2 separate regions of the Homo sapiens genome follow, and region 2 is linked to region 1. The links are chromatin loops, found by intact Hi-C in ENCODE. Cell type or tissue: HCT116. All regions are shown on one strand. Links, peaks and the distances in the headings refer to the core of each region. The heading gives the core; the rest is flanking DNA. Region 1 has its middle 370 kb from the start of MANEA-DT. Region 2 has its middle 230 kb from the start of MANEA-DT.

Region 1 (12,545 bases), core at 2,358-10,357:
ACTGAGCTATGTGGAACTGTGAGACAATTAATTGAAATCTCTTTCCTTTATAAACTTTGCATTAGTCAGGGTTCCTTAGAGGGACAGGACTAATAAAATAGATGTATATATGACGGGGAGTTTATTAGGATAATTAACTCACGCGATCACAAGGTGAAGTCCCCAATAGACTGTCTGCAAACTGAGGAGCCAGGAAGCCAGTCTGAGTCCCAAAACCTCAAAAGTAGGGAAACAATAGTGCAGCCTTCAGTCGACGGCCAATGGAATGCTGTTTCCCATGCCCCAGTTTATGGCTAGATGGGTCAGATAGCACCCAGTTTATGACAGGTAGCTCAGGTCCCATGGTGACTTGATGACCCATAGTCAAACTTTCAGTTTCCACCAAAGCCCAGTAACATGACAGGAGCTGTTTCTCGAAAGGAGAGTAGTTATCTGCAGAAGGTGGGAGGGCCTTGTTCCAAAATTCTACAGGCCTTCTGTGTGACTCACTTGTGGGGGCCTGCCAAAGGCTCCAAACAGCATCCCTATCTGTGACTGACACCTCAAGCACCATTGGATCTACTGGGTTGTATGGCCTAAGTGGCAGAGCAGCTTTCACATCAGCCTGGAGCTGGCTCTGAGCCTTCTCCTTTTGTGGACCCCACTCAAATTTGCAGCCATTTGGGTCACTTGATAAATGGGCTGGAGTAACATACCCAAATGAGAAATGTGTTGCCTCCCAAACCCAAATAGGCTCACCAGGCCTTGTGTCTCTTTCTCGGTTGTAGGAGCGGCCAAATGCAGCAACTTATCCTTTACCTTAGAAGTAATATCTCAACAGGCCCCACACCACTGGACCCCTAGGAATTTTACTGAGGTAGAAGTTTCCCGAAGTTTAGTTGGATTTATTTCCCATCCTCTGGCACACAAGTGTCTCACCAATAAGTCCAGTGTGTTTCTACTTCTCGCTCACTGGAGCCAATCAGCATAATGTCATCAACGTAATCCACCAGTATGATATCTTGTGGAAGGGATATGTGGGGTGCGAGCCCCAACACAGAGTCCCCACTGGGGCACTGCCTAGTAGAGCTGTGAGATGAGGGCCACTGTCCTTTAGGCCCCAGAATGGTAGATCCTCCAACAGCTTGCACCATGCCCCTGGAAAAACTGAGGACATTCAATGCCAGCCCGTGAAACCAGCCAGCAGGGGCTGTATCCTTCAAAGCCACGGTGGAGGACTGCCCAAGACTGTGGGAGCCTGCCTCTTGCAACAGCATGACCTGGATGTGAGACAGAGAGTCATATGAGATCATTTTGGAGGTTTAAGATTTAACTGCCCCACTGGATTTCAGACTTGCATGAGGTCTGTAGCTTCTTCGTTTTGCCCAATTTCTCCCGTTTGGAATGGGTGTATTTACTCAATGCCTGTACCCCCATTGTATCTAGGAAGTAACTAACTTGCTTTTGATTTTATAGGCTCATAGGTGGAAGGGACTTGCCTTGTCTCAGATGAGACTTTGGACTGTGGGCTCTTGAGTTAATGCTAAAATGAGTTAAGAATCTGGGGGACTGTTGAGAAGGCATGTTTGGCTTTGAAATGAGAGGACGTGATATTTGGGAGGGACCAGAGTTGGAATGATATGATTTGGCTCTGTCCTCACCCAAATCTCATCTTGAATTGTAGCTCCCATAATTCCCATGTGTCATGAGAGAGACCTGGTAGGAGGTAATTGAACCATGGGGGTGGGTCTTTTCCATGCTGTTCTCATGGTAGTGAATAAGTCTCAAGAGATCTGATGGTTTTATAAAGGAAAATTCCCCTACACAAGCTCTCTTGCCTGCTGCCATGTAAGACGTGACTTTGCTTCACATTTGCCTTCAGCCGTGATTGTGAAGCCTCCCCAACCATGTGGAACTGTGAGTCAATTAAACCTCTTTCCTTTATAAATCACCCAGTCTCAGGTATATCTTTATTAGCAGCATGAGAACAGATTAATACCATTTTGATTATATTTGGGAAGACGGCTTAGATAATATTTTTGAAGTTTAATTAATAATAGCAAAAGTCATTATATGAAATTAAAATTTAAATTGTGACCTGTTTCTCTTTTTTATTTGGACACACAGAGTTTACTGGTGCCTCATTAATTTCATTTATTTGTTTACACATGGTTTTAACAAATATTTATTAAATGTGTCCTATATGCTACACACTGTGGTAAACAGAAGAGATGAAGAGTTAAGGAAAAGTCTGTCTTCAGAGAGCTTCCATTATAGTGGGAGAAATGGGCAACTAGAGAAGTGCTGTGAAGCATGACAAAATCTATTGTAATGATAGGCACAGGATACTATGGTGACAGAGGTAAATGGCATGTGGTCAGATTAGAAAGTAGGAAAAGTTTATAATAAGATATAAGAGAATAAGGAAAAAGGAGAAAAGAAAGTTAAGACACTAAAAAAGAAATAAAATACTTAAAATTTTGCTTGTTTAGAACCAAGGATTCCTTTGGTGAATATAGGAGAACAGGTAATAGGCAGGATCCCACTTATCCTTGTGTGCCAAGCTAAACTCTATTTCTTTCTTGATATCCTATTGAAGAATAACACAATGATCAAGTTATAATTACATTAATTAAACCTACTTTTAAACATACTTTTTTCTCATTATAGAGCTATGTATATGACTTATAATAATTCTTCATTTTCTTTCAAAAACATTTAATTATGAACAATTAACAGTAATTTACATATTATAAATATAGTACTAAATAATTTTTGCCCTCGTATTTCACTACAGCTGTAACTTTTTAACACAAATATGTTTGGTAAACAATAGTTATTCCAGATGTGTGGAAATCAGCTGATAACTATTGTAGTGTCCGCATTACCAAAAATATGTAATTAAAAATTAATATAATTAATTTATATTTCAAATATTATAAGATATGTTGAATAGTCACAACTCAATTATGTACAATATTGGGTATTAATTTCATTTGCTTTTATTTTTAATGCCTGCTATCAACATTGTTTATTGAATCTCAAAAGCACTGAGCAGTGATGAAACAATCTTACCCATAATAACATGCCAATTGAAGCCAAATATCATTCAAATATTTCTAGATTAAAACTCAGTCTTAAAGGCCGAAGTTTTCACTGCCTGTTCTTGTCAGTTCCGATTTGTTGCCATGGAGATCACTGCCTTTCTTTTGTTGTGGGGTATGTCTCTGGGTGTATGTCTATCTCTTTTGTATAACTCCTTTGCCAGATATTGGATTCACCCAATATTAGTTTTAGCATTTCAGAGGGAAGTGTTCTTCTTTGTTTTTATCCAAAGGAGCAAGTTTCCTTTTTTTTCAAACTGCTGTAGAAATGCTTTACCTGGTCTCTTATTGGCCTAAATAATTCCAAGCATATCAAAATGTTAACCAATCAGTGATAAAGACAATGGAACTACTACCATGATTGATTTAGTATACTTATCTAAGGTTGAATCATTAGTGGTATCAATCACAATATTACCATACACAAATACAGGCATACCTTGGAGATATTGAATGTTCAGTTTCAGACCACCACAATCAAGGGGATTGTATTAGTCCATTCTCAAGCTGCTATGAATTAATACCCAAGACTTGGTAATTTATAAAGAAAAGAGGTTTAATTGACTCACAGTCCACATGCCTGGGGAAGCCTCAGGAAACTTACAATCATGGCAGAAGGCCCCTCTTCACAGGGCAGCAAGAGAGAGATTGAGTGTTGAGTGAAGGGGGAAGCTCCGTATAAAATCATAAGATCTCCTGAGAACTCACTCACTATCAGGAGAACAGCATGAGGAAAACAACCCCCATGATTCAATTGTCTCCACCTGGTTCCACCCTTGCCATGTGGGGATTATTGCAATTCAAGGTGAGATTTAGGTGGGGACACAGAGCCCAGCCCTATCAGGAATATTGTAATAAAGCCAGTCACACACATGTTTGTTTGTGGTTTTTTTTTTCTTTTGGTTTCTGAGTGCATATAAATGTTATGTTTACCCTATACTGAGAGTTTATTAAGTGTGAAATAGCATTATGTCCAAAAAAAAGGGAGCATAACTTAATTAAAAATACCTTATTGTTAAAAAATGCTAATAATCATTTGAGCTTTCAGAGAGTCATAATCTTTTCTGATGGAGGTTTTTGTCTCGATGATGATGACTGCTGGTCAGAATGGTGGTTGCTAAAAGTAGGGTGGCTGTGGCAAGGTCTAAAATAAAAGAACAGTAAGGTTTGCTATACCTATTGATTGTTCCTTTTGCAAAGATTTCTCTATAGCATTAGGTGCTGTTGGATAGCATGTTAGCCATAGTAGAACTTTTCTCAGAATTGCAGTAAATTCTGTAAAACCCTGCCACTGCTTTATCAACTAAGTTTATGTAATGTTCTAAATCCTTCATCGTCATTTCAAAAGTGTTCACGATAGCTTCATAGGAGTAGATTTCATTTGAAGAAACCACTTTCTCTTCTAACCATGAAAGCAACTCCTCATTGATTAAAGTATTTTCTGAGATTGCCACAATTCAATCACATATGCAGGATCCACTTCCAATCCTAGTTATCTTGCTATTTCCACTGCATCTCCAGTCACATCCACCACTGAAATCTTGAAACCCTCAAAGTCATTCATCAGGATTGGAATTAATTTCTTCCAAACTCCTGTTAATGTTAATATTTTGATATTTTCTGAAGAATCATGAGTATTCTTAATGGCATCTAGAATGGTGAGTCATTTCCAAAGGTTTCCAATTTACTTAAATCTATCAGAGGAATAAGTATCTATGGAAGCTATAGCCTTATGAAATGTATCTCTTAAATAAAAAAAAAACTTGAACGTCAAAATTGCTTTTTGATTCACAGACTACAGAATGGATATTGTGTTAGCAAACACCAAAGCAACATTAATCTCCTCGTACATCTACATCAGAGTTCTTGAATGACAAAATGTATTGTCAATGATTAGCAACATTGTGAAAGAAATGTATATTTTCTGGGAAGTAAGTCTCAATTGTGGGCTTAAAACACAGTAAACTATACTGTAAATGGATGTGTTGCTGTCCAGGCTTTGACGCTCCATTAATATAGCACAAGAAGAGTAGATTTAGCATAATTTTTAAGGGCCCTAGGATTTTCAGAATAGTAAAAGAGTATTGGGTTCAATTTAAAGTCATCAGCTGTATTAGCCCCAACAAGAGTTAGCCTGTCTTTTGAAGCTTTGCAGTCAGACATTGACTTCTCTCTAGGCTTGAAAGTCCTAGATGGCATCTCCTTCCAATGGAAGACTGTCTTGTGCACATTACAAATCTGTTGTTAGCACAGCCACGTATGTCAATTTTCTTAGCTAGGTCTTCATGGTAACCAGCTGAAGTTTCTACAACAGACTTACTGCTTCACCTTGCACTTTTATGTTATGGACAGAGCTTCTTTCCTTCAACCTCATGAACAGATCTCTGCAATAACAGCTTCAAACTTTCCTTCAGTAGCTTATTCACCTCTCGTAGCCTTCGTAGAACTAAAGAGAGTTAGGGCCTTCCTCTGGATTAGGTTTTGGCTTGTGGAAATATTTGATTTTCTATCCAGACCACTAAAACATTCTCTGTATCAGCAATAAAACTGTTGCACTTTCTTATTATTCTCATGTTCACTGGAGTAGCACTTTTAATTTCCTTCAAGGACTCTTTCATTGCATCTATAACTTGGCTAACTGTTTGTCACAAGAAAATGAGCTTTAGGCCTATCTAGATTTTCAACATACCTTTCTCACTAAGCTTAATCATTTCTAACTTTTGATTTAAATTGAGAAATATGCAACTCTGCCTTTTACTTGAACACAAAAAGGCCATTGGAACTTTATTAATTGGCCCAATTTAAATATAGTTGTGTCTCACGGAATAAGGAGGCTTAGAGAAGACAGGGAGGGAGAGGGTTAGGGAGGATAAGGGGAGGAGGGAGATAGAAAGAGAGAATAGAGAGAATGGTACAGGGAGTGGCCAGTAGGTGGAGCAGTGAGAACACATAGAATGTTTATCAATTAAGTTCACCATCTTATATTGGCCCAGTTCATGGCGCTATAAAATAATTAGAATAGTAACACCAGATATCATTGTTCACAGATAACCATCACAAATATAACTATAATGAAAAAGTTTTTACTATTTTGAGAATTCTTATAATGTGACACAGGGACAGGAAGTGAGCACATGCTGGTGGAAAATAGCACTGATAGACTTGCTCCATGGGGGTTGCCACAAACCTTCAATTTATGAAAAATGAAATATCTGTGAAGCACAATAAAGCAAAGACTAATGAAATGAGGTATTCCTGTAACATTGTATTTAAATGAAACTCATGTATTCAGAATTAGAGTAATCATAATTCTTGGTTTATTGCACATTTTCATCATTAGTCTCTGAATTGACTAGTTATAATGTACATATGGATAGATAGATACATCAGAGGGAGAAAGAGAGAGAGACTATTTTGTCTGAAAACACAATGTATAAATGCTCTATAAATTTATTCAACTGAAAAGTTTTGGGCTCCATCTTTGAGATCTAAGACAAGATGCTTATATACTAAAAATAGAAGCTAACCAAAGTGTTCTTGAGAAAACAGAGTGAAGTATTTCACTGTAAAACATAAACCATCGTTTCACTATCCAGTTTAAATCATGGCTCATTATTTGTGGTATTTTTCTTTCACTATTCCAAGACATATATAGCAAAAACTTGATTTCCTTTTGCTGTGCTAGCTTTTAGAGCACATTGACAGAAATGGTGAAAAAATGTAATCAATGCTTTGGGACACATGTGAAAATCCAATGCCCATCTCAGTTCTTGGCTAAAATAGTTCTGCCAAGTCTATTTTCTATTGTTGTGTGCTATTTCTCTCTACATTTATCTTTTGCACTTGTCTTACACCCTTCCTGTCTCTCTCCTCCTTCAATCCTCAGCAACTCTCTAAATACTCAAAGCACCATTTATACAGAGTACTCGACTCACAGTGAAACGTGAAAGTGCCCTATTCTTGCATCATTTCTATACTTCATTCCTGTCAGCCTTGCAGAGGGCTGGGCATGTGTGTGAGTGTGTATGTGTGTGTGTTGGTTGCAGAGAGGGCTACATTTCAAATATTGATTAAAGCACAGTTGAAAGGGCACCTTCAAACACATAGATGTGATTGACTAAAATAATTCAAACTTGCAGAAATCTATTTGTTAATATGCCTAAAATATCTTCATTCTTTTATCAACTGTATTAATATTTTAGGAACACCTGTCACAGCCAAGAAATGTCCTAAAGGTGATAGTGCAGCTCTGGATACAAGTGACAAGGTCCATGCCTTCAGCATGGGTATTATGTGGAGGGTGGAAAAAGAAAAAGAACAACAAACGTCTAATAGCCTGGGTGTATATGAGGGATATATAGCAAAATAAAATAAAATAAAGTGGCTGTATTCCCACACTCTGGGAGCCCGAGATGGGAGGATCACCTGAGGTCAGGAGTTCAAGACCAGCCTGGCCAACATGGCGAAAGCCCATCTCTACTAAGAATGCAAAAATTAGCCGGGCGTGGTGTCTCATGCCTGTAATCCCAGCTGCTTGGGTGGCTGAGGGAGGAGAATCGCTTGAACCTGGGAGGTGGAGGCTGCATTGAGCCAAGATCACCCCACTGCACTGCAGCCTGGGTGACACAGCAAGACTCCGTCTCAATAAATAAATAAATAAATAAGATAAAAAGAAAGGGAGTGTTAGGATAGAGGGTGTCATATTAAAAATGGTGATCATGGATCACCACCGTGTTGTCTCAGGTAAGTAAGAGAAATCATAAAAGCAGAGACTTGAAAGAAGGGAGGGAATAGGCCATGTTGCTATCTGGTGGACTGGGAGACAAACAATCCAGATAGAGGGAAGAGTGCTTGGAAAGTGCCTAGGGAAGGAGCATGCTAGGCACGTTAGCAGTAAATCAAGGAGGCCAATGAACATGGCACTGAGTAGGCTGAAAGAGAGAAAGAGCAGAGACAGAATGCCTCATATCATGTAGAACTTTATAAGACATGGCAAGGATTTTGGCTTTCATTCCCTCAGATGAATAGAAATAAGTATATTTTGAATAGGGATATATGACATAACTCGGATTTTAACATGCTTTTGCTTATAAAATCAAATGGCCTTTTTTTTTCCTTTTTTGGACATTTTAAGTTTTAAATACTTATTACATTGTCAGTTGGAGGCATCATTTATTTGGACCCATCACTTCAGATTTGAGGAGAGAGGCCAGAATTGGAGCTTCTCAGTTGGGTGTTTCGTGTATAAATTCTTTTTAAACTCATAAAAGAGAACGAAATTACCTAGGGTGTTAATATAGATAGATCCTGAAAACAGTTCATGCTTTTTGAGCCAGAAATTTTACTTCTAATGAGTTATCCTAAGGTTATAATCATACATGCAAAAAATGACTTCTGTGTAAAGGTATTACCATGCTATCTTTATTTTACTATATTCAAAGCCTCTTTTCCAAATGTTACTTAATCACATATATGTGTATGTATGTGTACTTGTATGTAATTAAGTACTAAAATATATTCTATTTTGTATTACTGTATGTGTGTGTGTATATACAGAGTGTATACACAGAGAGAGAGAAATGTATTAGAATTGCAAGACTATTCTTACATTTCTAAGGAAAAATTGGCAAAGTAATGCACAGAATCATTGGCTTTTAAAATCATATATTTAAAATAGCTTGTTTCATTTTTAGGTTGGATAATTGCATACTGCTCTCAATTTGAAATTAATATTTAGGACATTAATCTTAAATACATGCTTAAAGTTGTTCCCAGAAAAACTTTAGCTACTAGTGTCATACATATATATGCATATATATATACACATATATACACACATATATATGTATATACGTATACACACATATACACACACATATATGTATATACATATACATGTATATACACACATATATGTATATACATATACATGTATATACACACGTATATGTATATACATATACATGTATATACACACACGTATATGTATATACATATACATGTATATACACACACGTATATGTATATACATATACATGTATATACACACATACACACATATATATGTATATACATGTATATACGCACATACACACATATATGTATATACATGTATATACGCACACACACATATATGTATATACATGTATATACGCACATACACACATATATGTATATACGTGTGTATACGCACATACACACGTATATGTATACACACACATATATGTATATACATATATACACATATATGTATATACACACATATATGTATATACACATATACACACATATATGTATATACACACATATATATGTATATACACATATATGTATATACACACATATATATGTATATACACATATATGTATATACACACATATATGTATATACACATATATGTATATATACACACATATTTATATACATATGGTTTTTGCTGAAACATTAATATGTGACTCTATGGAAGACCTCAGATATTTCCATGGTATAAACACTGAATTTTAGACAATGGTAAGTTATTTTGAAATGTTTTGATGTCTATTTGGCAATCATCAGGGAAGAGTAGGGTCTTATGAGAAGTCTATTGATAAAGTGTAATCTGAATCTAAATGCAAAATACATGATTTATCTGATCTGTTCCTTGTGAAACGTAAAGAAATGTAGGCATAAGTATCATCATAGAGGGGAACAGTCAGCTTGGAAAATAGTACTGGATATTTGGTAACAATGTTATACATACTAATCTATGTTTGATTTTCTCTATTCCTAGTTCATGGGCTATATTATGATCTCAGATATAAGTTAAACATATTTTTTTCTATAATGAAACTAAGAGAAATAGTGACTTGGGGTGATTTCTACAAACAAATTATCTACCATACATGTAACCTTAATCCGCCAATAATTTATAGCTTGTGTAAGCAAGCATATTTTTGCAATACTGTGCTTCTCTTTGAAAGCTCAGGGTGCTTCTGCCTCCTAAGTGTAATTTAATTTATCTTATGAAGTGTATAATAAATTATTTTTATTGATACATTATTGAGGCCCACACGGCTTAAATGACCATTTTATTATACAGGCTTATACATTTTATTTTACCTTTTCTTTTCCTCTTACATAAAATTGGAAGTAATGAAGACATCAATTTTTATCTTTAATATAATCTATTAACACTACAGAATCTAGAGTATTAGTGGCTCAAGATCAGGAGCTATTTGGAGACTTAAATTCCATATTTTATGGCTTAGCAAAGTGAGACATTTAAAAAGTTTACAGTTCATTTCTCATTATCTAAAAATAAATGTGGGGGAAAAATCTTACTCTACCCATGTACGAATGCTTTCTATAATCTGACAGTTTGGAAAAACTGCTTTATAAAATGAGTTTTTACAATATGCTACTTTCTTTGATAACTTTATGTCATTTTCCAAATGTGTTTAGACTTGCACTCATATTCTAAAGAAACTGTCACACTAAGATATCCCTTATATAAATCTAAATAACAAAAAAGATTCATATGGGCAATTTTATAAAACTTTCTTGTTAAACTTGCAGTATTTCTTCACATAATTTCTCAAATCATCTCAGAACTATTGTCGATTAAGTTATTCTGCAATTAAAAAGAAAATATTTTTGAAGTATTTATACTAATGAAACAATTGATAATCTATAATAATTATCTACATAGTGGAGATCTGCAAGCATGCTTAATCCTTCACTCCACAGTGAATCTTTAAAAAAAAAAAACGAAATTCTTCTGCCAATAGTCAGAAAGAAGTTACAAAATTGACTAATTTAATTTGTAACTACTTGTCATTTGAAGTGCTAAGATGTATCAATGTGTTCTAAAGACCAACAGATTAAAATAACTGGAGTAGCAAAATTCCAGATTACATCAACTTCTGCCTTTGTAACAATCAGGCAGTAAGGGCAGAAAAAAAAAGAGCAAGGTAAATGGACAACAGAATGAATCATTTTCACAGACCTTTGTCTCCTCCAACTCAATTCCCTTAATACTCGCATTTGAACTTAAAATTAGCAAGTAGAGTATAGAAGAAACTCCCCAGAGAAACGTTGGTATAAAAACATCAAATTGTATACTTTAATTACACTATAATTTTTCTTTGAGGGGGATTACTGTCATCTTTGCCAAAGATAAAAGCACGTTTATGCCAAAGTTAACATGACAATCCTGAAATTTGAACTTATCTATTTAGCAGAAAGCTTGCAGGAAGTGATAGACTCAAACATCTTGCTGCTTAACGTTGATATGTCTATAATATTTGGGCAAAATTCTCATTATTTCTTTTATGAATTTGAAAAAGCACTTATTTATTTTTATGTTTTGGAAGTTGAAATGTGTTCCTGAAAGTGAGAAATCCCTTTTACTTCACCATATGTCATCTTGTCTTTTTGACACTCTAAGCCTGGAAATATCTCAAGTGTGCAGACTTCTGATTTCCAAATTATCTGCTGCCAAGAAGGGAAGTGGATATCTGAAACTCAGCCACAGACCTTGGCAAATTTCAAATTCAGAATAAAACTTTCACTTTAAAATTGTGTTCAAAAGTTGAACGGGATTTTTTTATGTCTAATTTGTGTTCTATTCCTATTACCGAATAGTTGGGGGAAATTATTGTAGCCTAGTTTAAAAGGCTTTTTTTTTTTTTTATCACTAGAGATAAGTTTTGAAGGATTACGATGGGAATTAAAGTTTCTATTCTTTTGCATTTAAATTTAACAATGTAAAGAGTGACAAATTCCTACCAGCAGCAATATTGCTGAAGTAAGCATATCTTTTGGGACTTTTCAACAGTGGATGCTACTAGATTTTTGGAGGTATCTGAACATATGTCTATTCCACAAATTTTGGCTTGTCTAGCAGTATGAATAAATTTTCTGTGATACAGTATGGTGCACCTCTAAACTGAAAAGGAAATGGTGATTTTGCCATGTCGCTTTTTACATTTTTGTTGTTACTGAAAACGTGCTCTAACTAGAACCCAAAGAAATTGTTATTTCAAATATTCCTCCATTAATAAGAATAATTTTTGATCAATTTTCAATAATTTTTTACCAAAGATTCAGGGAGTTTGTATTTGAATGGAAGCAATAAGATATATTCCAGATTTTAAAAAATCAGGTTTAGATAGTTTCATTCATTCAGGAGATCATTTAAGTATCATTTATTACTTATTTCTAACTTTAAAAAGCAGGTTTAGATAGTTTCATTCAGGAGACAATTTCAGTATCATTTATTATTATTTATTTTTAATGTTTGTGAGTACCCAGTAGGTATATATATTTATGGGCTACATGAGATATTTTGATACGGGCATACAATGTGTAATAATCACTATTATGTAATTTTAACTTAAAGTTAAAACAACAAAAATGAACCTTCCAGTTCTAGAAATGACAGGTGATACTAAGTGAAATTCCTCTTGCTACAAAAACATAAA
Region 2 (12,545 bases), core at 2,793-10,792, 150 kb after region 1:
GGCAGCTGTAGCCTTGTGAAATGTATTTCTTATATAATAAGACTTGAAAGTCAAAGTTACTTCTTGATCCATGGGCTGCAGAGTGATAAGAGGCATGAAAAAAAAAAACTTTAATCTCTTTGTACATCTCCATTGGAGCTCTGGGGTGCATTTTCAATGAGCAGTCATATTTTGAAAGGCACCTTTTTTCTGAGCAGTAGGTCTCAACAGTGGACTTAAATATCTAGTAAAACATGCTATCAACAGATATGCCATTATCTAGACTTGTTCCATTTGTAGGGCATAGGAAGAGCAGATTTAACAGTATTAAAGGGCCCTAGGATTTTTAAAATGGTAAATGAGCATTGACTTCAACTTAGTCACCAGAATCATTAGCTCCTAAAAAGAGTTAGCCTGTCCTTCAAAGGTTTGAAGGTTTGAAGCCAGGCGTTGACTTCTCTCTAGCTATAAAGTCCTAGATGGAACCTTCTTCCAATAAAAGGCTGTTTAGTCTATATTTAAAATCTCTCATTTAGTGTAGCCACTTTCATCCATCATCTTAGCTAGACCATCTAGAAAACTGGCTGAAACTTCCACATCAGCACTTCACTTTGCACTTTTTTTTTTTTTTTTTTTTGAGACTGAGTCTCGCTCGTCCCACAGGCTGGAGTGCAGTGGAGTGATCTCGGCTCACTGCAAGCTCCGCCTCCCAGGTTCATGCCATTCTCCTGCCTCAGCCTCCCAAGTAGCTGGGACTACAGGTGCCCGCCACCACACCCGGCTAATTTTTTGTATTTTTAGTAGAGACGGGGTTTCACTGTGTTAGCCAGGATGGTCTCGATCTCCTGACCTCGTTGTGATCTGACCACCTCGGCCTCCCAAAGTGCTGGGATTACAGGCGTGAGCCACTATGCCAGGCCCACTTTGCACTTTTATGTTACAGCGATGCCTCCTTTCCTTCAACCTCTGCTATATTCAAAATTTTCATCTGCCACTTATTCACCTCTCTTAGCTTTCACAGAATTAAAGAGAGTTAGGGTCTTGCTGTGGATCAGGCTTTGGCTTAGGGGAATTTTGAAGCTGGTCTGATCTTCTATCCAGACCATTAAAACTTTCTTCACATCAGCAATAAGGTTGTTACACTTTCTGAACACTCACTTGTTCACTGTAGTACCACTTTTAATTTCCTTTAAGAGCTCTTTCTTTGCATGCACAACTTGGTTAACTTTTTGGTAGTAGAGTCTTAGTTTTTAGCCTGTGTCAGCTTTCAACATATCTTCCCCACCAAGCTTAATTTTTGTAACTTTTCATTTAAATCGAGAGACTTGCAACTCTTCTTTTCACTTGAACACTTGGAGGCCATTGTATGGTTATTAATTGAACAAATTTTAATATTGTTGTGTATAAGGGAACAGGGAAGCCGAAGGAAGAGAGATATATAGCATTGTACACAATGTTATCTAAAGAAAAATTGTTTTTGATTATAAAAACTTCCTCTTTAGTCAAGGCTTTTAACATGGAGCAGATTTTTTGAATAAAATGGAAAGTTTCCAGCACATTGAAATGTGTATTGAAACATCTTACGTTTTTAGATAAAAATTTGTATTTATTTTCATATTATCATTAAATTTTAAATGATCATTGCATTTTTATTTAAAAAAATACTTTAAAGTTTGAGGGAGAGAAGAGAGAATGAACACTGCTTTCCTGTAATAGTATTTGGACAGCTACCATTTAATAGCTTACAGCCACTTGGCCTTTCTCTCACAGAATGGCAGATTGTTTCTGTGAGATTAGAAACCAAAACAACAACAAAAAACTATGTAATTCACATTTCATAAATTTATTTTATTATGTAATATATATTTAATATAATTAAATTAGAATTACATATATAAATATATTTAACTTCAGTATTCAAAATAAGAATTATTATATCTTTGCACAATATATTCATCTAGTAGCCTCACGCTCACTCTTTTAAACCACTACTTGGTTTAACTTTATATGTTTTTGCTGTCATGCAAACAGTTTTCTATAATCAAAAGGCAAATGTTCAACTTTGCCACGCTTATTCTTCTGGTTCAGTCCTTAAAAAAAAAAAACAACAAGAATACAAGGCATGTTTCTGCCTACTTATTGCTGGACACGTTATTAAGTGACTATCCAGATTCACTTCTGTTAGAGGCAATGTTGTTATTTTTAGGAAGCTGGAAAAGATAACTATAAACAATTGCAACTAATGAAAAATAGTAGTTGGCTGAGCATGGTGGCTCATGCCTGAAATCCCAGCACTTTGGAAGATCGACGAGGGAGAATCACTTAAGCCCAGGAGATCAATACCAGCCTGGGCATATAGTGAGACTACGTCTCTACAAAAAATTTTAAAAACTGGCCAAGTGTAGTGGTGTGTGCCTGTAGTCCTAGCTACTTGGTAAGCTGAGGTGGAAGAATTGCTTGAGCACAGAAGGCGGAGGTTGGAGTAAGGCATTTAGCCAAGATTGCAACACTGAACTTCACCCTGGGTGACTGAGATCTTGTCAAAAACCAAAAAACAAACAAACAAACAAAAGTAGTACTGGAAAAAGAGAAGGAGAGCTGTTCTATGTGGCTAGACATGCTCTTTACACATTAGCATCTTTTGCAATTCCTTACCTAGATCATTAAATAAATACATAATTTATTTAATGCATTGATGTTTATTAAAATTTTAATACATATTAAGATGGTTTCACTACAGGTATTACCGATAATAGATACTTCAACACAGGTTCAGAAAATCTGCAATGCATGTCTTCAAACTAGTAAATTTTATTCCTTACCACTCTTGTCAGCATAATCTCTTTATTGCCACCAAGAGTCTTGGATCTAGGTCAGTCAGAATGTAGCAAAGGGATGTCAGAGCTATTGTGGTCAGTGAGCAGACATTAAACAGGAAGTAAATAAGATATTTGTCATATAAATCTATACATAATATAGGCATATATTTTCCATTAATTCATATTCATTCAGATACTAACATGAATTGAGCAAGACTCTGCCTCTTGCATATAATACATGTGTTCTAAAGACAATGGGCAGATTGGAGTTGGAATATACCAGCAAATGTAATCATTCTAAATTAGTGACCTGGGGGATTGGGCATGAATCCTAAACACAGTATGAGAAATTATTACTCTGTAGTAAAGGTTTCAATAATACATTATACACATTTCACCACTCAAAACACCAAAGGAAATCTGTATACAAAGCAGCAACATAGTTAATACTGTTTCCCTATTAACTTTATGATGCATAATACTTATATAATGCTGTGAAAATGCTCACTTACAATGAAGGATAATGACTACAATAACACTTTATTCAATGCTTTAATTTGTCCCATGAATCATCCAGGCCTATATAATTGCATTGGTAATATGACACTATTGTATAAACAGGTCTTGTGCAAATGGAATGGGTCCTTCCTAACTGGGCCATGGTAAGCACTTCTATGAAAAGATTTGCTAGGTAATTTTACCTGAATGTATCTGCTCTCTCACAGAATTTATTTTTTTCTTATTTTGTAAATCTATACATAGACTGAAACTTGATTGTCCTACAACACTAAAATAAGATTGAGGAAGGTTTGCTGGGTTTTCAAGTGCTGTATTGATTCCTAGAAAATATTTATTTCTATGCATTAATAGTTTTATGCTACCTACTGTGGATATTATATCTACTTCTCCTCATACTTAAGTGACGATGAGGCATTATAATTAAATAATCAAATGTGAGCTATATTTAGTTATGTAACAAGTTAATGAAATATTTCATGTAAATGAGTGGCTAGATGGAGAAGTTTTTGAAAGATCAATGGGGATTGTGATGATTATGGAATATATATCAACAATGAAATGAGTATAATGCTGATTTTCACTACAGAGAATGGTAATGCAATTATGACCAATAATATAAAAACATGTTTAAAATTATCTAAAAGATATGTTTTATCCTTAAAATGCAATAAGGAAAGGGTAAAATATGCCCTATTTGAATCCCTGTCAAAAATTCAGAAAATTATCAGAAACAAATATACAGAAACAGGCTAAGATAAATTAAACTTCTATAGACTCTGAAAAATTATAGAGTTTTTCAAAAGGCAACAGATTTTCTTATTCTTTTTTCTTGTTTTTAAATGCCTAATCTTTGAGGCCTGCAGTTTACAAAAAATTATCTGAGCGTGATGATAAACCTAGGATCAGAACTGAAGATTACTGCAGACCTAGAATGAATAAAAAACCAAAATGTTAAATGGGGGGCTCAATTTGGGCCTATACATTTTATATGATAAGATGCAGTCAATAAAATAAAGCTACTGAAGATCTCACATTAACTTAAGAAGTACTTGTGTTATAATGTTATGTAAAAAAAATCCACAACATAAAATTAGATCTCACATGATAACTAATATAGAATAATGGAAGAAGATATACAAAGATGTTAACAAAAAATGGCTTTGGATCATCAGAGAACAGGTTTCATTTTTCAATACTAGCAAATTTATTTTATATTTTAAAATTACTGTAACAACTATAATTTTATAACTAAAATGTAGCAATGTGATGTAAAAATGTCACGGCTACTACTAGATGTATTACAATCATGGAAAGGGAAAGGAAATCAGCAACGATGTAGAAATTTGATTCAGATAAAGATTGAATTAGGTGAAGAGCTTTACTTAGAGATACTTAAGTTACAGTCTGGAATATAGTCATCCTGTTAATGTGTTCAAATACCATATTTATTTTGCTGAAAGATTCCATATTTCAGAAGAGTCATACTTTCCTGAAAATTCAAGTCTTACAGTGGTATGGAGAAAAGGAAAAAAAATAGAGCAGAAAGAGGAATCAGAATGCCAGGGGCTACTGGGGACTTGAGGTGGTGGACTTATTAGTAAATAAGGTTTGTATGTTGGTTTCAATATGAGGGCAAGATTTGAGCAAAGCTTTGAGAGAGGAGAGAGTGCTAGCCAAATTGATATATAGTCTACACTGTTTTAAATAAGCTGACATATTGCTTCTTTTTTGAAAGGTTCTGGAATCCTAGTAACTCTAATGCAAACAACCACTTGACTTCTTTGGAACATTTACACAAATGACCCCACAGCACTCATAATTAAAGTTAGTTTCTATTCTGAGTTGCTAGCTGAAATTATTATTCTATTAGGATTTTGTTCTATATTATTATGTTATTAGCACTATGGGAGTTACCAAGAGAAGCTGCTCAATGATAACAGCCCCATTAATGCCTCTAGTGAAATACTTTAAACAGTTCTTTATTGATCTTGGTTCCAAATACATCAAAATGTTGTATTACAGTTTTGTTGAACTATTCACCCTACTGGCATTCTCAGGTGGCTACATTCCCAGTTCAAAAGTTCTTATTCTTGAGCTCCAGGTAGAAACGAAGAAATAGCAAAACTGACCTAACTGAAAAATGTGGGTTGACTTTATTCAAGCTTTTTAATCATTAAAAGAAATATTTTACTTCTTTTTTCCGTATTAGGAATGTGCTAGTTGTCATTTATTTGTATTAAATTTATATAAATATACACATACACACATATATACATACAAAGTAAGAAACCCCAAGAATAAAGACTGCAATGAAAATATAATTTATTATATGAAAGCTCTAAATTCTAATTCACTACTCTAAGACCAGTCCAATTCACAAGTAAATGAATGACCTGAACTGACCCTCAGACAATTAATCAAGAGGTCTTGAATGTGTTTCATTCTAACCCTAATAAAGATCTATTTAAATCATAGTTTCTGTCATGAAATACGTGTATATATTCTACTTGTGGCTGAAGTTAAGCCAAGCTAAATTTGTAAACAATTATTCTATATTTATCATTGAGCTTTATGATATGCCAGTTGGCCTGGTTCTGATTCAAATGCATCATAACGGTAGCATACGCAGTCTTGCAGAACTGAGGCTTCCTTTTGACAGTGCCACTATTGAGGGCCATAAGGAGCATATAATAACTGAAGTCACTAACATAAACTCAACAGCATGTATGATTATTTAATTGTTTTACTTCAATCCAAATAATTTTCTAACTTCATGAAGAGTAAGACCATCAACAGCAAGTGTACAGAAGGTAGATGTCATTAAATAATTTATAATCAAGTCCACAGTGAAGAATATATACGATGCTGTTGTTTTCATGATATTCAATTAAGGCAGTCATAGTGCCAACTATTTCACTATACTGAGGCAAACAGATATTTGCTAAAGTATTTTGAATCATTTATTACTCAGTCAGTTGGGTAAAACTTTATTTATACTGAAATTAACTGAATTTTGCTTTCTACACTTGATCTTAGCCAAAAAGCCAAGAAGTGATTGAATTTTGCTTCCTTTTCTATCTCACATAAATGTAGACTCATACTCTAAACGGTTTCCCTGTCTATTGTGAATAGTTTCTATGAAAGGAGGTCCTAATATTTTATATAAACTGTATATATATATAGTAACAACAACACAGTATGCTATTTCAAACACCAAAAAGTGTCATTCTTTAGAATGATGAAGTGCTCTTCATCGTTCTAAAATGTTGATGAAATTAAATTAAAATTGTACTTTATAAGTTTACCATCAGCCTGTAAGTAAGGTCATCTCATCATTCTTACTCAAGCATGAAATAATATGAGTAAAATAAGATTTAAATAATTAAGATACATACGTTAGATTTGGCAGAAAGAGAAAACTTCAATTCTCTAGCATTTGTGCCTCCAAACTGTATCCTATATCACTATTGAAATCAGAAAGGAACATAAAAACAGCAATTTTAAAATGTCAATTTCTTTTTAATACATGAAGTTAGATCTGCCATGTGTTGAACAGATTTTTCTCATACATTATACCTTAAAAACTTTATTTTTCATCTATTATGCCTTGAAGGTTTTTCCATTGACCTATCTAAAACAGTTGAGATGAAAATGGACTTATACTTTTTAAAAGCTAATTTAATTAGCCAGTCTCCATTATTTTTGCCAATATTTATTTTGGCAAAAGTAAATAAATCTATATTATGCTGTAATAAATTATATTGGAAAAAGAAGTATATAACAAGTTAATATTTTTAAAAATCTGCTCTTTGTCATTCTAAAATGCCAATGAAATTAAATCAAAATTGTACTTTGGGAGGCAGATCTGTTGACAAGAAAAAAGAAGTGTTCATGAACGCAGAGCATGCCCCTTCTTTTAATTGATTACACTCTGGCCCATAAAAATGTGTAGTAAGTAAACTGTATGTATTTCACTGTATTACTGTAAAAGAGATTCATAGGAGGTAACTAGACTCTTTATTATTAATATTCAAAGGTCAAAGCAAAATTGGGAGATGAATTGAAAAATACACATTTCCCCAAAGTCTCTATTATAAAACAGTAAGAATAAAAACTCTCACTGACAACAGAAAGTTCAAATTTTAACCATATGCTCAGAGCTCATATATGATTTTCAGTTTCTGTGCCAAACTCTTCCATTTCTAAAAATCTTTCATTTTCTCTTCTATATGAAAATAAAGTATTTTGATATATAATTAGAGTTGAATAAGCATACATGTTTTATATTTATCCTCCAGAATAAACATGTTGGTTTTTTTTCTTCCTACTATTAAGGCAATTTCATCTTGTGAAATCACAAAGCCTAGTGCTTTACTGGCCTCTGTTGTTACAATCTCAGTATAACACTTCTACACATGCAGTGTAATACCATTTTGATATATTTGATGAAAAAATAATATGTAGTCTAAGGTTTTAAATGTGCCACAGAAGAGGAATCAAATTACTGTCAGATTATACAAAAAATTAAGCAATTCTTTTTGAAATAATATGTGGCATATAATTGCCACACATCAGACATACATTGAAGTGAGAAAAACCTCATCTTCTAAAAGTTCCCTTAGTTACTTTTTATAAATCAATTAGATAGTGCTTTCTGTCCCAGATCATATACGTTCCTAGCAATCAAGCTAAACATATCCTGGCAGAAATCCTTGATGCATCTTGCCAAACGTGATGTTAATATAGATTGAGCATTTCTAACCCAAAAATGTGAAAACTGAAATGCTCCAAAATTCGTAACTTTTTGAGCACCAATGTGAGATAGTGACACCTTTGCTTTCTGTTAGTTCAATGTATACAAACTTTATTTCATGCAAAAAATTGTTTCAAATATTGAATAAAATTAGCTTCAGGCTATGTGTATAAGGTGTATATGAAACATAAGTAAATTTTGCGTTTAAACTTGGGTCCTATCCCCAAGATATTTCATTATGTCTGTATACATATTTCAAATCTGAAAAAATTTGAAATCTGAAACACTCTGGCCCCAGGCATTTTGGATAAGGGATACTCAACCTTTATTCACTTTGTAATGCTGAAGAGGGATTGTGTGAAGTAAATAATATATACTGCATTACAAAAAACACATCCAGGCCATAATTAATTTATTTAGAGTCAAGAGATTAAGCCTGTATTTTTCCTGTGTAGAGATGGTAACCACTGAAGTATCAATTTTACCAAGTTTTCATCAAAGAAATGTAACTCAGTTTTTGCTTGATAAGATACCAAGGTACACAATATTATTAGAGATTTATTTCAATGACACGTTAAATGTTTCTTAAACTTTTAATTGCATAAATAGAGACAATAAAAATAGCAAAGAGATGCTTTCTAGGTTATTAAAGAATAGGAGAAGGGCCGGGCACAGTGGCTCATGCCTGTAAGCCCAGCACATTGAGAGGCCAAGGCAGGCAGATCACTTGAAGTCAGGAATTCGAGACCAGCCTGGCCAACACGGTGAAGCCCTGTCTCTACTAAAAATACAACAAAATTAGTCAGGTATGGTGGTGCCGCCTGTAGTCCCAGCTACCCGAGAGGCTGAGGCAAGAGAATTCCTTGAACCCAGGAGGTGGAGCTGAGATCGCATCACTGCACTTCAGGCTGGACAACAGAATGAGACTTAGTCTCAAAAAAAAAAAAAAAAAGAACAGAAGAAAATAGCAGGAATTGTTGTCTTAAAAATGTCATTGAGTGTGCCCTAATCATCTTTGTCTTAATGTAAAAGCTCAGCTGTCATCTTTGCTGACAAACTAAGGCTTTACTATAAAGCCTACAAAGACTGACTCTCCAGGTAGTCCTTTTCCTCCCAGCTATTGTCCAGATCAGTACTTTCCAAAGGAAAGATAACTGAGCCACATATTAATTTTTAAGTAAAAATAATAAGTAAAAGAAAAAGAAGAAAAGGAAGGAAGGGAGGAAGGAAAGAAGGCAGGCAGAAAAGGAGGGAGGGAGGGAGGGAAAGAAGAAAAAATAAGAAAGAAAAAAGAGAAAAAGAAAGAAAGAGAGAGAGAAACAGAAAGAAAGAGAAAGAAAGAAAAAGGAAGGAAAGGACAAAGGAAGAGAGGAAGGGAAAGGAAAGGAAGAAAGGGAACTTCTCAAAGATATAATATTTCTGAGTTGGGAGAATATGATAAAATACATATGCAAAATATTCAGAACGTGAGAAGGTGTTAAGAGCAAGGGCTAAAAATGGAAATGGAAAGAGGGATAGATAGATCCAGAGGTTGAGGGCCCATTTGCAAATTTAAAAGGGTGATCAGAGTGTATTATAGAGGTGGTGATATGTTTTAAAGACTTAAAAATGTCAAGGAAGTAAACCATATGTATAAATAGGGGGAAGAGTTTTTCAGGTATGGGGCACAGTAGATGAATAATTCTTGCTAGGTGCATATTTATGAGAGACAGGACTAGCTGGATTTCCCAGGCCAAATAAGAATTCCTAAGTCTAGCTGGGGAGGTGACTGCACCCACCTTTAAACATGGGGCTTGTAACTCAGCTCACACTCGACCAATCAGGTAGTAAAGAGGGCTCACTAAAATACGAATTAGGCTAAAAGCAGGAGGTAAAGAAAAGTCAAATCATCTATCATCTGAGAGCACAGGGGGGAGAGACAATGATTGGAATATAAACCCCAGGCATTCAAGCCGGGAGTGGCAACCCACTTTGGGGGGCAATCCTCTTTGGGTCCCCTCCTATTGTATGGGAGCTCTTTCACTCTATTAAATATTGCAACTGCACACTCTTCTGGTCTGTGTTTGTTACGGCTCGAGCTGAGCTTTCACTCGCTGTCCACCCCTGCTGTTTGCCACTGTCGCAGACCTGCCACTGACTTCCACCCCTCCGGATCCAGCAGGGTCTCTGCTGTGCTCCTGATCCAGCAAGACACCCATTGCCACACTGGATCGGGCTAGAGGCTCGCCATTGTTCCTGCATGGCCAAGTGCCTGGGTTCGTCCAAATAGAGCTGAACACTAGTTGCTGGGTTCCACAGTTCTCTTCCGTGACCCACAGCTTCTAATAGAGCTATAACACTCACTGCATGGCCCAAGGTTCCATTCCTTGGAATCTGTGAGGTCAAGAACCCCAGGTCAGAGAACAAAAGTCTTGCCGCCATCTTGGGAGCTGCCCGCCACCATCTTGGGAGCCACCAGCCACCATCTTGGGAGCGGCTCACAACCATCTTGGGAGCCGTAAGAACAAAGACTTGTCGGTAACATCTAGTGTCAGAAAGAGTCAGGAGACCTATGAGACTTAGGCAGAGTGTGGCACTAGAAGAAAAATAGAAGATGTGGGCTGAGGGGAGATGGGTGACCAAATCATGGAGGACCTTATAGACTATTACGAAGACTTTACCTCTTAATGTAAGAATTAGAAAGCCTACGAAGGATCATTGCTAGCTGCTAATACTGAGAATAAACTATACACAGCCATAAGAAAGAGTGAAAATTAGAAAATGTGTCCAGTAACTGGGTAAGAGATAATAATGTCTTATTCCAGGGCAAAGGTGTTTATACTATAGTCATGTTCTGGGTATAGCTTGAAGATTGGGTCAACAGAATTTGCAGACAGATTTTTTTTTTTTTTGAAACAGAGTCTAGCTCTGTTGCCCAGCCTGGAGCGCAGTGGCACGATCTCGGCTCACTGCAAGCTCTGCCTCCCGGGTTCACGCCATTTTCCTGCCTCAGCCTCCTGAGTAGCTGGGACTGCAGGTGCCTGCCACCACGATCGGCTAATTTTTTTGTATTTTTTTTAATAGAGATGGGGTTTCACTGTGTTAGCCAGGATGGTCTTGATCTCCTGACCTCGTGATATGCCCGCCTCTGCCTCCCAAAGTGCTGGGATTACAGGCTTTTTTTTTTGTTTTAAGAAAGAGTCTCGCTCTGTCACCCCGGCTGGAATGCAGTGATGCAATCTCAGCTCACTGCAACCTCCGCCTCCCACGTTCAAGCAATTCTCTGCATCAGCCTCCTGAGTAGCTGGAATTACAGGTGCCTGCCACCACGCCCAGCTAATTTTTTTTTTGTATTTTTGGTAGAGACGGGGTTTCACCATCTTGGCCAGGATGGTCTTGAACTCCTGACCTCGTGATCCACCTGCCTTGGCCTCCCAAAGTGCTGGGATTACAGGCGTGAGCCACTGTACCCGGCCCAGACAGATTTAATATAGGGGACAAGAGAAAGAGAAGAGTTAAGGGTAACTTTAATATTTATGAGTAATTGGAAGAATGAAGTTGCCACAGATTAGAAGAGAAAGATTGTGAGAAGAGCAGATTTAGAAGTGAAAAGAGTTCTGTTTTGGACTTGTTAAGTTTAAGATATCTATTTAAATGTTTTGACAACTAGAGGCCTGTGAGGGAAAGAAAATAAAAAGCAATTTGCTTTCCTGTAAGCCAGGTGGAAAGAGGTGGATGTGCTTCAAGAAGGAAGAAGTAAACAACTGAATTAAATGTTACTAATAGGTCAAATAAATTGAAGACTGAGATTTGACTATTTCATTTAATACTAGAATAAAAAGAAACTTCTTTTTAGAATTTGAGAAATAAAAGTAGATATTAAAAAATCCATAGAATGGAAGAGAAAATATGATTTCTAAAAAAGAGGAGAAAAATTACTGGAATTATTGGATTATGCAAGTAAAATCAGATAGATTCTAGCACAAAAGAAGTGAGGATTTTTAGCTGGGCATGGTGGCGGGCTACTGTAATCCCAGCTACTGGGGAGGCTGAGGCAGGGAGAATTGCTTGAACTTGCAGAGGTTGCAGTGAGCCAAGGTCACACCACTGCACTCAAGCCTGGGTGACAGAGCAAGACTCTCTCAAAAATAAGTGAAAAAGAAAGAAAGGAGAGAGAGAGAGAAAGAGAGAAAGAGAAAGGAAAGGAAAGAGAGAGAGAGGACGGGGAGGGAGGGAGGATTTTGCCTAGAAACACTGAGAATTCATTCGGAATAATAAGAGGAAAACCAGGAGTATTTGTACAGTTACAGGTAGATTGTAGACTTGTAGACATGATATGGAAGCATGTGAAAGTTCTCCTCCAATTTATCAAGCAAGTGTAGAAGTGGATGTTAAAGGTTGAAGAAGAGGAGATAGTATGAATTAGTCATATGGAAGAGTGGATTGTGAAGTGTAGCATGATCACTGGGTTATACAAAGAATGTCTTTGAGATTAG

The links. Peaks named below come from ENCODE experiments on the same cell type or tissue, not always from the same donor. Only the 100,000 strongest peaks of a DNase experiment are listed, where the experiment ranks them.
Region 2: it touches region 1 in a loop (2.1-fold over the local background); 10 of 110 quality-filtered maps call a loop at or near these places.

Annotation. Positions count from the first base shown.
Region 1 is chr6:95,197,339-95,209,883 of GRCh38, forward strand. No RefSeq gene overlaps it. Among named protein-coding and RNA genes, the nearest start is that of MANEA-DT, 370 kb to the right of the region's middle. In HCT116, for the core only: a CTCF peak has its summit at 6,012 (motif pointing right); a DNase peak (open chromatin) is centred at 5,983.
Region 2 is chr6:95,344,566-95,357,110 of GRCh38, forward strand. No RefSeq gene overlaps it. Among named protein-coding and RNA genes, the nearest start is that of MANEA-DT, 230 kb to the right of the region's middle. In HCT116, for the core only: no CTCF peak of the experiment used is centred there; a DNase peak (open chromatin) is centred at 7,726.